Linked DNA regions of Homo sapiens: region 1 is linked to region 2. Evidence: chromatin contacts called from ENCODE Hi-C or POLR2A ChIA-PET data. All regions are on one chromosome and are shown on one strand. Each heading gives the region's core, a stretch centred on a gene start or an enhancer-like site at or near the end of the contact. The rest is flanking DNA. Distances are from core to core; before and after follow the strand shown. Region 1 overlaps SIPA1L3 (signal induced proliferation associated 1 like 3). Region 2 overlaps SIPA1L3 (signal induced proliferation associated 1 like 3).

What was found. A loop is a pair of places that touch in the nucleus more often than their neighbours do. ChIA-PET counts read pairs that join two places held with the same protein, here RNA polymerase II (POLR2A). Pooled maps may share reads with other maps.
Region 1: a map of endothelial cell of umbilical vein shows a loop between it and region 2 (4-fold over the local background). The contact joins two enhancer-like sites. A Hi-C loop is called at or near these places in 3 of 168 maps with a recorded cell type or tissue (B cell, GM12878 and endothelial cell of umbilical vein), 31 of 37 single-sample maps with no recorded cell type and 8 of 50 pooled maps. POLR2A ChIA-PET finds 5 or more read pairs at or near these places in 19 of 52 experiments (AG04449, AG04450, B cell and 15 more).

Annotation. Positions count from the first base shown.
Region 1 is chr19:38,001,014-38,005,959 of GRCh38, reverse strand. The region is part of intron 1 of SIPA1L3 (signal induced proliferation associated 1 like 3); the gene reads right to left. Among named protein-coding and RNA genes, the nearest start is that of SIPA1L3, 96 kb to the right of the region's middle. RefSeq lists enhancers at 1,422-1,541, 1,948-2,479. Within about 2 kb of position 2,504, at least 36 of the 41 ENCODE cell types and tissues checked have a DNase peak (open chromatin) inside an H3K27ac peak, as active enhancers do; they include B cell, OCI-LY7 and endothelial cell of umbilical vein, where a contact is called at or near this core.
Region 2 is chr19:37,960,880-37,965,624 of GRCh38, reverse strand. The region is part of intron 1 of SIPA1L3 (signal induced proliferation associated 1 like 3); the gene reads right to left. Among named protein-coding and RNA genes, the nearest start is that of SIPA1L3, 56 kb to the right of the region's middle. RefSeq lists an enhancer at 2,147-2,647 and a silencer at 3,121-3,370. Within about 2 kb of position 3,349, at least 5 of the 41 ENCODE cell types and tissues checked have a DNase peak (open chromatin) inside an H3K27ac peak, as active enhancers do; they include B cell, OCI-LY7 and endothelial cell of umbilical vein, where a contact is called at or near this core.

The DNA of each region.
Region 1 (4,946 bases), core at 1,255-3,754, 41 kb before region 2:
CTTCCCCCCTCAGCCTCCCAAGTAGCTGGGACCACAGGTGCACACTAAAATGCCCAGCTAATTTTTGTATTGTTTGTAGAGATGGGGTTTCAGCATGTTGTCCAGGCTGGTCTCGAACTCCTGGCCTGCAGCAGTCTGCCCACCTCAGCCTCCCACAGTGCCAGGATTCCTAGCTGAGTGACAGGCAAGTCACTGTGCTCCGCTTTCCCTTTCTCCTTATGTCACTATTATCACTTCATTCATTCCCTTAGCAAAGTTTAGTAAGGAGCATATTTGGTGGAAAGGGTCATACCTTTAACAAAACAGATTTGGTTCCTGCCTTTATGGAGCTGACATTAAGGGGAGGGGGAAGCCCTGATCAGGTCAGATGAGTAGCTCAGGGAAGAAGGGCGGGGTGGGCTTCGGAGCAACCCCCTGGGAGTGTGTTGAAGGAGACATCTGAAGGAGGAGTCGGCATCAGCCAGGCCAGAAGGGCAGGGGTAGTGGGCAGCACGGTGGGAGAACCAAGAAAGCAGCCCAGGAGCAAGGCGAAGACATGGTGCATTCAAGGAAGGCAGGCCCAGCAGCTGGAGCGCAGTGCACAGGGATCTGCAGGATGAGGCGGGAGTGGGGGCGGGTGGCAGGCAGGGGCCAGAGCAAGCAGGGTCTGGGGGGCCACACTGAAGAGCTGGCCTTCCTGTAGAGAGTTGCAATGAGGTTTTAGTGTCACTACAGTCAAGAAGTGTGGCCCAATTGCTGTCCTTTGGCATCCTGCTTAAATGATTCCAGCTTAGAGGTCCTATGAAGATGTTATAGTAGGCACGTGGCAGGGGACAGAGGGAGCAATGACTTCATCCCTGCCTGTAGCTGATTGGCCGGGGGTGGGTGGGGGACATCTGACTCAGCTGAGCCTGTCAAAAGAACCCTTTCCTCGGCCCCGGTTAGTCCGGAGGGAGACATCCTCCACTCCTCGGGTTGTTTTGGACTCGGGCTGAGAGAACATGCGGTGACTCTCTCTGGGGGCCTGTACTGAAACGTGTATTGCTCAGCAGTCTGTGATGGCCAGGCTTCCTGTCCAGTAGAATACAAAGCAGAAAGACAGACTGAATATAAGAGAATGAATAACGCAGATCTAGAGGTGGGGAGTGAACAAGTGAGGAAGAGAATGCAGATACAGTGGCATGTGTGTCCTGGTTCCAATCCCAGCACCCAGCCCGCCCTTCCTCTATGGCAGGTTTTGCAACCAGCCTGCTAGTGTGAGCTCACCCCTCTTATTAGTGATTGGTTCGGGGAAGATCACATGACCAGTGCTAGTCCAATCAGACAGGAGCTCTGAGGTTTTGCATGATAGTTCGGGACAGATACCTTCTTTTTCTTTCAGGACAGGGATAAGGACACAAGCCTGAGCGGGTCCTGGCAGCTGGTGTGCAACTTTCAGGGGAGCCACGTTTGAGGATGACACTGACATCAGAGGGAACAATAAAGAGACAGAAGGAAAATGGGTCACTGGCAATAGCCCCAGGCTCCTGGACCAGCCAGCCCAGACATCTGCCCCACCTCTGGGCTTTCCAGTTGAATGAGCCAATCCTTTCCCCTAAAATTTATGTCTATTTGAGTTGGTGTTTTTGTTACTTGCAACCAAGTAACTGACTGGTCCTGAGGCTTTCTTCAGGTCTCTGGGCCGCCCCAGGAGCCTCTGGTTAAATGCCCACTTTTTGCCTAAATTGCTGCAGTACAGGAATTTGGCCAATGACTCAACTTGCCGAACTTGCCCACCGCCTCCCCAGCTCTAGAATGGGGATAATTATATACACTTGATTGAGCTGTTAAATGGATTAAAAGTGATTTAAAGACTGTCTAGCACACTGTAAATTCTCAACACGTTAGCAATTACTATTCGAAAGCACTGAAGGGTAGCTGAAAAGTCCCAATCCCAGTGAGCAATCAGCCACATCCCTCCCCTGTCTTGTTTGTAGTTCCTTTGTTCAGGTCAACAAGTCCCCTCCTCACAAACAGTCCCAGAGAACAGCTAACCCAGTTTCTGTCAGAAGGGTGGCAAATCTGGCCTGGGGGTGGGGGTGGGGGATGGATCTGAAATGAAAGAGATTTGACTCAACTTCCCGGTTGCTGGGTGGCGGAGGAAGCCCTCATGAGCTCATTTCTCTACCAAATACAAGCTGGGGTCTAAAGTTTCAAAACACAGGCTGGGGCACGCTGGCACAGTCCCGAGAGAGGACAAAGGAAAGAGGCGGGATGGAAGAGAAACCGCCACATGGCAGGTTCCACAACGAGCTCTCTCGGGAGGAGGCTCCTGGGCTGGATTCCAGCCACATCCGTTCTCTGGGCAGCTACGAGGCAGCAGGAAAAAGGGACCCTGCCACGTCTGTATTTACAGCTGGGAACTGGCGGTGGCACGGGAAACTCGGAAATAAACTCAAGTCAGGAAGTGAGAGGTGCAAGCTGCTTCCATAGCAACGCCCATCTGGGGATCCCTGCCCACAGCCGGAATCATTCAGAAGTGGGGCTTATCTAGAGACATACACCAAATTCACGTTTTCCATTTGCACCCAGAAAATGACACTTAAACTATACTTCCTTGGGGAGCCTCTGTGAATCTCCCTGTACTACAGCTTGAAAAATCCCATTCTTCTTCAGAGCACGCAGAACACAGTACTTATCCATATGGCTCTGCGGTTCTTGTGTTTTCTCCCTGGCTGTGGGCTCCACCAGGGAGGAGCTGTGCCTGCCTTGCTCATTGGTGCCTGGCCCAGAGTAGGGTCTTCAGTTGATGTTTACTGAATAAACTCTCCTGTTTTCAGTCTTATTTTTATTTTATCTTTTGAGATGGAATCTCACTCTGTTGCCCAGGCTGGAGTGTGTGAACTCGGCTCACTGCAACCTCCACCTCCTGGGTTCAAGCCATTCTCATGCCTCAGCTTCCCGAGTAGCTGAGACTACAGCAGCATGCCACCACGCCTGGCTAATTTTTTTGTATTTTTAGTAGAGATCGGGTTTCACCACATTGGCCAGGCTGGTCTCGAACTCCTGGCTTCAAGTGATCCACCTGTCTTGGCTCCCAAAGTGCTGGGATTACAGGCATGAGCCACTGTGCCCTGCCAGCACACCAGTGTTAACAGCAGCATTATTCACTATAGCCAAAAGGTAGAAGCATCCCAAGTGTCCATCAACAGATAAATAGATAAGCAAAATGTGAGATATATATATATACATATAAATTTTTTTTTTTTTTTTTTTTTTTTTTTGAGATGGAGTCTCGCTCTGTCACCAGGCTGGAGTGCAGTGGCGTGATCTCAGCTCACTGCAACCTCCGCCTCCCAGGTTCAAGCGATTCTCCTGCCTCCTGGGATTACAGGCGCACGCCACCACTCCCAGCTAATTTTTGTATTTTTAGTACCGACAGGGTTTCACCATGTTGGCCAGGATGGTCTCAATCTGTTGACCTTGTGATCCGCCCGCCTCAGACTCCCAAAGTGCTGGGATTACAGGTGTGAGCCACCGCACCTGGCCACAAAATGTGATATATACATATCATTATTATTTAGCCTTAAATATGAATTGGAATATTATTTAGCCTCATAAAGGAAGGAAATTCTGATATATACAACATGAATGAACCTTAAAGACATGATACTAAATAAAATATGCCAGCCACAAAAGGACAAATACCGGATGATTCCACTCATAGGAGACACTTACATTCGTCAATCTCATAGAGACAGAAAATAGAAAGGTGGCTTCCAGGGACTGGGGTCTTGGGGATGGAGAATATTGTTTTTCAGAGACAGAGTTTCAGTTTACAAGATGAAAAATGTTCTGTGGATGGATGATGATGGATGCACAACCATGTGCATGTACTGAATGCCACTGAACTGCACACGTAAGGTACATTTTTTTGGTAACTATATCTATCAGTAATGTAACTGGGCATAATAAAATTTCAGAAAATTAAACACTTGACTTCTAGGTTACTAAATGAGTTGTGCATATTTTCTTTTTTACAGTTTCCTTAAAGGTATAACTGACAAATAAAAACTGTTCATACTTAAGGTGGACAACTTGTATATACATATACATTGTGACAAAATCACCACAATCAAGCTAAAGCTAATTATAAAATATAAAAAAAATTTGTTATGTATATTGTGCCACAATAAAAGTTTTAAATGGTTAATTTTGTGTTATGTACATTTTATCATATTTTATCATAATAAAAAAGTACTAAAAAACTGCAGGGCCAGGCACGGTGGCTCATGCCTGTGATCCCAGCACTTGGGGAGGCCAAGGCGGCAGGATTGCTTTGAGCCCAGGAATTTGAGACCAGCCTGGGCAACATAGCAAGACCCAGTCTCTACGAATAATAAAAACCATTAACCAGGCATGGTGGCACATGCCTGTGGTCATAGCTATTTGGGAGGCTGAGGCAAGAGGATCACCTGAGCTAAGAGGCTGAGGCTGAAGTGAGCTATGATTGTTCCCACTGCACTCCAGCCTGGGCAACAGGGCAAGACCCTGTCTCAGAATTTTTTTTTTAAGTTTTAAAAAATGTGGTTCTTTTGCAAGATCAGAAGAACCACAAAAGAATTAGAGTTCTTTCATCTCAAGAGAAAGGTGGGAGAGAAGATAAATATCTAGAACAAGTCTGGGCAGGCGGAAGAATGGAGTTTGAGGGATCATCTTTGATATCAAGAACTTTCTAGGTAGAAATTTAATAGGCCTCAAGTACACCTTAAGGAAGGGTGGGGTGCAAACGTCTCTGGACACTCAAACATTAAGCAGAGAGCTTTATTCTGAAGTAACTCCACCCAACCTCCCCAGAAGCCAAGCTCACATGATTCCTTAACTTTTTAACATTTTTCCTGTTTATGAAAGTAGTATATATATATGTGATATATATGTGATATATATATATGTGTGATATATGTGTGATATATGTGTGTGATATATAT
Region 2 (4,745 bases), core at 2,100-4,599:
AACAAAAACCAGGCCCAGAGCAGTGGCTCACGCCTGTAATCCCAGCACTTTGGGAGAACGACGCAGGCAGATCATGAGGTTAGGAGATTGAGACCATCCTGGCCAACATGGTGAAACCCCATCTTTACTAAAAATACAAAAATTAGCCGGGCATGGTGGCACGCGCCTGTAATCCCAGCTACTCAGGAGGCTGAGGCAGGAGAATCGCTTGAAGCAGGGAGACGGAGGTCACAGTGAGCCAAGATTGTGCCACTGCACTCCAGCCTGCCAACAGAGGGAGACGCCTTCTCAAAAAAAAAAAAAAAAACTAGAAATATAAAAAGAACTGATAAAATCATAATCCCTGTGGGAAGCAAACATATTTCTTTTCAGGAGAGTAACAGATAAAATTGACCAAAATTATGGCTAGAGAGAATCTGAGTAATACAAACTAGCAAATTTGATTTTAAAAGTTCATATAGAACCCCTTGCCAGAAAACAGATGAGATTAATTCTTTATAAACTATCCATGGGATGGCCATAAAAATTGATCCCATATTAGGAAAGAAATTTTCTTGAATTCCCCAAAACAGATAATTTTCTATCAGAATACTTTCATGCTAATGCATTTACATGAGAAATGAACAATTCTGGAAAAGGGTATAGAGAATTCTATCTAACTCAATGGTTCTCAACCTCAGCTGCATGTCACAATTACCGAGGGAGTCTAATATATGCTGATGTCCAGGCCTCACTCTCAGAGAATCTGATTTCACTTGACTGGGCATCTTACTTTTCAAGGTTCCCCGAGTCTATTTTATGATATTAAGAAATTACTATTAAATGCTGGCCGGGCGCGGTGGCTCACAACTGTAGTCCCAGCACTTTGGGAGGCTGAGGCGGGTGGATCACTTGAGGTCAGGAGTTCGAGACCAGCCTGGCCAACATGGTGAAACCCTGTCTCTACTAAAAATACAAAAATTAGCCAGGCGTGGTGGTGGCACATGCCTGTAATCCTAGCTACTTGGGAGGCTGAGGCAGGAGAATCACTTGAACCTGGGAGGCAGAGGTTGCAGTGAGCTGAGATCGGGCCATTGCACTCCAGCCTGGATGACAGAGTGAGACTCTGTCTCAAAACAAACAAACAAACAAACAAAAAGAAAGACAGAAATTACTATTAAATGCTTTAGCTGTGATAATTATATCACCGTTGTGTTTCTAAAGAGAAATTTTCTCCTTTTATCTTATTTTTTTGAGACAGGATCTTGCTCTACCACCCAGGCTGGAGTACAGTGTCATGAACATGGCTCACTGCAGTCTTGACCTCCCGGGCTCAAGCAACCCTCCTGCCTTAGCCTCAGACCACAGGCATGCACCACCATGCCTAATTTTTAAAAAAATTTTCTGTAGAGATGGGGTCTTGCCATGTTACCCAGGCTAGTCTCAAACTCCATCCTGTCTCCACCTCCCAAAGTGTTGAGATTACAGGTATGAACTACTGCATTCAGCCTCTTCTCCCTTTAGAACTATTTACTGAAATATTTATGGGTGAAGGGAAATATGATATATGGTACTTGCCTCAAAACAATGGGCTGAGGAGTGGGCAAAGTCAGAATATAAACAAAATAAGCTTGGTCACACCTGGATAATATAAACTCCACTTCTTATATGTTTGCAATTGTTCATACTAAAAAGTAAAATTAAAAAACAAAAACCAAACCCAACAACTCAAAAAGCTTCCAAATTGACTGAAATATGTAGCTAGAGCTACATATTTAAAGTTTGGAAATTTGGAAAGACTTCTGGGTATGTCTTAAATTAAAGAGAAAATCAAAAGTCAAAGCTGCTAACCAGACTTCTGGAATGGGGAAGTGGAGAGGAGCTCAGAAAAGTATTTCCCACCAAAATCAACAATGAAAGTAGACAGAATTGCCAAACACAACCATTTGAGGATTCTAGAAATCAACCAAAGGCATATAACTACCCAAGAAGCAGTTACTCAAAAACTCAATAAATAAACGCTGAACTTCAAGTAAGAACAGTGGGAACATGTGGCGTTTAATTTGGGGTTCCTCCCATCACACGCACCAGCTCCATCAGTTTGACCAAGGCAGAGCAAGCCATGAAAACTTTGTGGCTGGACTGGGGCCTAGTGCCAAACAAATGGGGAAGACCAACATCACAGCTAGACTGTGGTTACGATCTGGCTGGAGCCAGCAGCAGGCCTGTAGACCAGCCAGAAATTTAGCAGGAAGATCCAGGGAATGAGATAGCCACACAAGGCCTTGGTAAGGTCCCATGCAGCCCTGCTGGTCTGGAACAATGTGCATATATACAAGGTTGCACACAAGCTCCAGAGAGACTAGAGGGGGCCCTTGCTGTCCACACATCCCTGGCCCAACATGAGGCCTTGAGAGTGTGCAAGGGAGACACCAGATGGCCAGGCAGAAAGTAATGGCTGGGGCCGACTCAGGAACTGCTTGGAAAAAAAAAAGGAAGAAACTGAACTTTGAAAATATTCCCCAACCCACAGACACAGATCCATTGGCAAAGGATGGAAGCTTTATTGGCTCAAGGTGTTTCAGCACAACCTTTAATCTGACCACTAAACCATGCTGAACCAAAGGCAACCCCTAGTAAGTTATGCTTAAAATTAAAACAATTTTTTTAAAAGAGAAAAGAGTCTATACCACAAGGGGACAAACTCCAAAGAATTAGCCCAGGATACTCAGTAAACAAAACAAAAGGAGAAAAATGGCAACGGCAACCATGGCCTGGAAGGTAGAAATCAGAATCCACAGCTGCTACAGTGTATGATCTAAAATGTTCAGTGTTCAACAACAAAACAAACTGAGGCTGGGTGAGGTGGCTCACGCTTGTAATCCCAACACTCTGGAAAGCCAAGGCAGGAGGATCGCTTGAGCCCAGGAGTCTGAGACCAGCCTGGACAAGATAGGAAGACCCCATCCCTACACGTATGCATGTGTGTGCACACCCTCGCCAAACACACAAAGCTGGGCATGGTGTTGCATGCCTATAGTCCCAGCAACTCAGGAGGCTGAGGCAAGAGAATCATTTGAGCCCAGGAAGTCAAGGCTGAGAAGAGCCATGATCCTGCCACTGCACTCTGGCCTGGGCAACAGAGTGGAACCCTATCTCAAAAAAAAAAAAAAAAAAAAAAAGGCCGGCTGCAGTGGCTCATGGCCAAGCACGGTGGCTCACACCTGTAACCCCAGCACTTTCAGAGGCCGAGGCGGGCAGATCACCTGAGGTCAGGAGTTTGAGACCAGCCTGGCCAACATGGGGAAACCCCATCTCTAGTAAAAATACAAAAATCAGCCAGGCGTGGTGGCGCAGGCCTGCAATCCCAGCTACTCGGGAGGCTGAGGCAGGAGAATTGCTTGAACTCCGGAGGCGGAGGTTGCAGTGAGCCAAAATCGTGCCACTGCACTCCAGCCTGGGCAACAGAGTTAGACTCTGTCTCAAAAAAAAAAAAAAAGAATGAAAGAAAAATTGTGAGACACACAAACAGTAAAATGTGACCCATACTCAGGAAATGAATCAGTTAATAGAAATTGCCTTCTAGACGGCTTACAAGTTACATTTCAAACAGCTATTATAAGTATGTTCAAAGATAAATAAAATAACATTTAAAGAATTAAAGGAAAGTAGAAATAATAAATAGAAATTAGAAAAAAAGCAATGGAAATTCTGATAACTGAAATAAAAAATTCACTAGAGGGGCTCAACGGCAGATTTGAAAAGAACCAGTGGGCTTAAAGATAGATCAAAAAAAGTATATAATCTGTACAGAATTTAAATAATCTGTAAGAAAGATTGAATACGAATAAACAGGCCTTCAGAGACATGAGGGACATCATCAAAGGCATCAAGACAGACATAATGGGAGTCCTATGAGAGGAGAGAGAAAGTGCCAGAAAAAAAAATCTGAACAAGTAATAGCCCAAAACATCCCAAATCTGATGGAACACATTAGTTTACACATCCAAGAAGGCCAAGAAACTCCATATACAATAAATAGAAAGAGAGCCACACTGGACACAACGTAGTCAAATTGGTTTTCGTGTTGTTTTGTTTTTAAACATAGTCAAATTGTTGAAAGACAAAGACAAGGAGAAAAGCTTCAAAGTAGGAAAAGAAAAAGTCTACACACAGGGAGCATCAGTACAAATGACAGCTCATTTCCCACCACAAACAATGGAGGCCAGAAGACATCAGGATAGCATTTTCAAAATGCTGAAGAAAAAAAAACTGTCAAATAAGAATTCTATAGCCAGCAAAACTATCCTTCAAAAATCAAGGTGGAGAAGGGCACAGTAACTCATGCCTGTAATCCCAGCACTTTGAGAAGCCCAGGTACGAAGATAACTTGAGGCCAGGAGTTTGAGACCAGCCTGGGCAACACAGCGAGATCCCCATCACTAAAGAAAAATTTTAAATTAAAAAAAAAAAAAAGGGTTGGGCACGGTGGCTCACACCTGTAATTCCAGCACTCTGGAAAGCCAAGGCGGGTGGATCACTTGAGGCCAGGAGTTCAAGATCACCCTGGCCAAGATGGTGAAACCCCATCTCTACTAAAAATACAAAAATTAGCCAAGTGTGGTGGCGGGTGCCTGTAAGCCCAGCTACTCAGGAGGATGAGGCGGGAGGATCCCTTCAACCCAGGAGGTGGAGGCTGCAGTGAGCCAAGGTCACACCACTGCACTCCAGCCTGGGTGACAGAGCAAGACTCTGTCTCAAAACAA